Regions from separate parts of the Homo sapiens genome. Here region 2 is linked to region 1. Evidence: chromatin loops called from intact Hi-C (ENCODE). Cell type or tissue: prostate gland. All regions are shown on one strand.

The links. Hi-C counts contacts between places; a loop is a spot of excess contacts. Peaks named below come from ENCODE experiments on the same cell type or tissue, not always from the same donor. Only the 100,000 strongest peaks of a DNase experiment are listed, where the experiment ranks them.
Region 2: it touches region 1 in a loop (3-fold over the local background); 9 of 110 quality-filtered maps call a loop at or near these places.

The regions. Positions count from the first base shown.
Region 1 is chr1:63,673,119-63,675,618 of GRCh38, forward strand. The region is part of intron 1 of LOC105378771 (a long non-coding RNA gene); the gene reads left to right. Among named protein-coding and RNA genes, the nearest start is that of PGM1, 81 kb to the left of the region's middle. RefSeq lists an enhancer at 1,848-2,349. In prostate gland, a CTCF peak has its summit at 1,470 (motif pointing right); a DNase peak (open chromatin) is centred at 1,493.
Region 2 is chr1:63,912,875-63,915,374 of GRCh38, forward strand. All of the region lies in intron 1 of ROR1 (receptor tyrosine kinase like orphan receptor 1), which reads left to right. Among named protein-coding and RNA genes, the nearest start is that of ROR1, 140 kb to the left of the region's middle. In prostate gland, no CTCF peak of the experiment used is centred here; a DNase peak (open chromatin) is centred at 1,472; H3K27ac peaks cover 1,735 bases.

The sequences.
Region 1 (2,500 bases):
GGTGTGAGCCACTGTGCCCCGCCACGAAAACCCTGGGCTCTTGGATTCAGCCATATCTGGAACTTCAACTACAGGAACCAGCACATTGCCTTTTTACTTAAATGAGTTCCATGTAACAAAAAGAGACTTGACCAGTGTGGAGCCACATCCTTCACTTGACGCTCGAAGTCAAGGCCCTGTGTGATCTCCTCACCTCACACTACTGTTTTCCTCCTCCCAGGGATCCATCAATGGAGAACTTCTTTTAGTTTTGTTTTGTTTTTTTTTTTTAGATGGAGTCTCACTCTGTCACCCAGGCTGGAGTGCAGTGGCGTGATCTCAGCTCACTGCAACCTCTGCCTCCCGGGTTCAAGCAATTCTCTGCCTCAGCCTCCCAAGTAGCTGGGATTACAGGTGCCCGCCATCATGTCCAGATAATTTTTGTATTTTTAGTAGAGACAGGGTTTCACCATCTTGGCCAGGCTGGTCTTGAACTTCTGACCTCGTGATCCACCCGCCTCGGCCTCCCAAAGTGCTGGGATTACAGGCGTGAGCCACCGTGCCCGGCGTTCTTTTAGTTCTTCAAGCAGGCCAGGCTCCTTCTTATCTCATGGCCTCCTCACATGTTGTTCTTAGCTAATTCCTATACATCCTTCAGCTGTCTGCATGTAGGTCATGTCTTTAGAAAAGGCTTCCCTGACTGCCTGACTAGGCCAGGGTCCCCCTACAATCCTCCTCTCCAATATAAACTCCTGCAGCACCAATGCTTTTCCTTCTCAGCACTCATTGCAGTAGTAACGAATACATTCTTTGTTCACGAGATAATTCCTTATTTACAGTCCATCTTCACCACTGGACTATACGCTTCATGAAGTTAAGGACCATTTGTCTTTTTAAAATTTTTATTTCTTTTGAGACAGTCTCATTCTGTTGTTCAGGCTGGAGTTCAGTGGTACAATCATGACTCACTGCAACCTCCACCTCCTGGGCTCAAGCAATCCTCCTGCCTCAGCCTCCTGAGTAGCTGGGACTGCAGGTGTGCACTACCACATCTGGCTAGTTTTATTTTTTGTAGAGATAGGGTCTCACTATGTTTCTCAGGCTGGTCTTGAACTCCTGGGCTCAAGTGATCCTCCTGCCTCAGTCTCCCAAAGTGCTGGGATTAGCAGCATGAGAGACCACGCCTGGCCACGACCATTTATGTTGATCATCCTTATGTACTCAGTGCCTAGCACAGTGCTTGGCACAAAATAGGTGCTCAGTAAACATTTGTCAAATGAAAAAAAAATGAACGATTGAATGTTTGACTTGGAAACCCATGCCTTCGATCTCCACAGGCTTTGTAATCTAATACACAAACACAGGCAATCCTGATTCATAACGTGACCACAGAAGGTTCCCTGGGGTGGTAGAGAGCCTCATGCATGATTTAGTCAGGTATTTTGAGCTGGGATTCTGTCTGACCAGGCCAGAGTGGACCTTGCTCCCAGGAGATGGCAGTGTTGTGCAGTCTCTGACTCATCAAGGCTCCCACACTGACTTCCCTGAGACCCTGGAAGCTATCGAGCTGGACCTTGACCTCTCAAGCCGTGGACGCCAAGTCCCAGGGCCAGGTTTTTAAAGGAGCTGTGTGTTCAAAGCAGCTGAGAAGCAGAGCCTTTGTTCCAGAGACTGGCAGTCCCCCAATCCAAGATAAACAACCCTCCTCCCCAACTCGAATGATGGATCTGGTTTGGTGTTCTGTTCAAGAACTCTCTTTCCAAGAGTGGCTCAAAGGCTCCTTTGCAGCTTTTAAATTTTACAATCTCTTAGGAGAGAAGACCCAGGCCACAGAGTTGCTACCTCCTGGTGCTTTGGAAGATTCTCCCTATTCATACTTTCTCTCAAATCCCACAGCTGCTACTTGCTGTGAGTGCAGACTAGCACAACCACCAACACGGACCCACAGGTAGACCATCCTGTTCAGATCCTGGCTCTGTCACTTACCGTGTGACTTAGGACAAAGCCCTTACCTTTTCTCAATAAAAAGAATAGTAATACCTATTTCTCAGGCTTGTGCTGAATGATTAATCAAACAGTGCCTGGCACTGTGCACCTGGCACTGTGCCTGGAGCATAGTGGGTGCTTAGTAAACATCGGTTCCCTTCCCTCTCCCCCTCCCACACTGCGCTGCTGAAGGAGCTGGGGGAGGGAATGTGAGAAAGCCTCCGCAGCAGGATTTCACTAGCAAATGTCTAAAAACAACAACCTTCTTCTCTTCCCTGGAGCACCTTCCTATCCCCAGTGTGACTGTAAAGCCAGATTAAAAAGCGCCCATGGTCATTGGAACTCGCCCCAGTCAAATAATCCACGTTACCAGTCCGGTCCATGTCAGCCCGGCTCCTGCTGCTCCCCACTGTGGGGAGCCAGGTGCTCCTGGGAATCCTGAGGTTCACCCTGGCCCAGGGGCCTTGGCTCCCTTTCAGTTCGTTGCTTTCTTTTGTGGTGGAGCATCTGGGCTGTAGCACTGGAAGCGTTTTGG
Region 2 (2,500 bases), 240 kb after region 1:
AGTTGGGATTAACAAAACAAATTAACTTTGGGTGTGAGGAGAAGCGCTTCAGATAAGAAATGGGCAAACTTGGCGGGGGTTGCTGATAGTGACACCACATCTTCCCTGTCTTTACTTGGGGACCATTTATTTTTATTTTCCCCCTCTCTTTAAAAGCTGTTGTATCTCTAGGAAAAAAAAAAGGCTCCACCTTCAGGAATGCAGTGTGGTTTTACTTCTGGTAGGTGAAGAAAATTTAGCTTCTGGATTTTTCTATGCTTGATAAAGGGTATAGTGTGTAAATGTAGGAAACAAAACTATCTCTAACCAGATCTCAAATTTTATGAAAGAAACACAAAATATGGATATATTAATGTAGAATAGACATGTGTAATATACATTGCCCTTTGGGTTGCAAGGTTTTTTTCTATATTTCTATATTTTCTTCTGTATTTCTATAAATATATTTCTATATTTTTTCTGGGAGAAAAATAAATCTTAAATATTTTAAACAAAAGTTCTCAGTGAGTGTGATCTCTGTACTCAACCTTGGAAACAAAAACAGATTTCTTGGGAGGAGGAGGGATAAAATTGGGGGTATGCTGTGTATTTTGGGAAGAATTTGGCTTCTTTCTTGCTGATACCTTTCACTAGTTGCCGTAAGATTCAGGTGGTTCTTTCATTATTCATTCTACATGTATTCATTGAGCAACTATTCATCAACCAGCTGTACCTTTCTGGACAGGCTTATTTTGGACTGAAAGGCATTCCCTTGCCTGTCCCACGGCCTCCCCCTGAGATTTTCTTAGCTGCGCTCAGTGTGGCCACAACACCCCGTGATTCTGTCATCACCTCCCTTGCTACGAGGCTGCTCTAGAGCCCTCCATAAACAAGCTGTCCAGGCTGTTTGGATAAGAGCAGGGGAAAGACAATAATAAACTCGGGAGGATGGCATGACCAAGGTGATTCGCACTGGAGGTTTTTAATGGCTTTTTACACATGATGAGCACTTTATTGTCTGCAGTTTAAAACGCCGTCCTCACACGGTGGCTCTGTGAATGCCAGCCTCTCCCGGGGAGCCTTCCCTAGCAGTGCAGCCTCAAATTCAGGGAAGGTTCTGGTTGTTTCTTCTGTGAACAAATATCAGAAGTTCCTATGCCTGTGTCAGGAGCTCTAGGTTAGGTGTATAAAAGAGATGGCTAAGTTTGGGAAGCCGCATTAGTGTTTTTGTTTTTGTTTTTAAAGTTTTAAGATTAAAAAAAATAAATTGTTAGACTTCACTAGCTCTTGCTTTCTCCTTTTCAGCACTGGCTGAATAACCAGAACCTGAGCTGAACTTGAGTATTCAGAAGGTGAAGCAAAGAGGAAAATGTTTTATTAGAAACAGGCTTTCTAGCTGTGACAAATTATATGTGAAATTTCAAGTACAGACCCGCAGGGTTGTGATGACTTCAAGAATGATCAAGTGTGGCCCAGTCTAGGAAAGTGGAGGGACAGGAACCCTGCGTGCCTGGTTTATTGTGTGGTTTCACTTCCTAGGGAGAGGAAGGCAGGAGGAGAGAGAAAGTAGCATGCTGCAGGGTGCTGCTGAGTTCAGGCTGTGGCTGTCCCCAGTATTTCAGCTCATGCCGGTAATCAGCAGGCCTCCAGGAGGAAGAGTTGGGAGCTGTTATGCAAAGCTGAGAACCTGTAAGTCGAGGTAGGAAGAAGACAGTTCAAATCCCTTCGGATGACTCTTGGGCAGTCTAAAGTCTGATCCCAATTTATCTTTCCAGATTGTTCTATTAACCTGGCCAAACACCAAATCTTTTGTGTACACATGACCGTTGGAACCCTCTTCTCTGCTTGGCAAACTCTAAACCCTCCTTCAAGAACCAGTTCAGAAGTGATCAGTGTAATCAGCCATTTTAAAAAATTGGTTTAAATCTGTACCCCTCCACCCCCATTTCTGCTTCATCTCTCCCCAAGGCAGAATCAGTCTCTCTTCTCTGTTGCTTCCATGCACCTTGGCTGATGGACACTGTTAGAATTGATGCTCACAGCTTGGGAGAGCAGATGGGGTCTGGGAGAGCCTCCTGAGTTCACTGGCACAGGATCATACAAGACAATATGTGTGAAAGTCAGTGGTTAATTGCAAAGCACTGTACCACTGTGTTCATAGCTACCCTTTATTGAATACATCGTGCTTGGTATTTTCTCATCAAATCCTCACAACAACCATTTGAAGGTAGGTATTATAGTCATCTTTCTTTTAAACATACAAAAACTGAGTCTCTAAGAGGTTAAGAAGTGGGCTGCCCATGGTCACATTAAATAGTAAGTGGCAAAGTTACATTAAACCCAGTTCTGACTCCACCATCTCAACCCATGTCACCATTTTTCTGGGCCTGTGGGCAATGCAGACGTGAGGGAGACCTGGTCTTTGCTGTTAAAGCTTCTAATCTGGGATGGAGATAAGGCAGTCACTGCCCCCTGGTGTATAGTCTAAGGTGGGATACAGGCTCTAAGAAGGGTGCACATA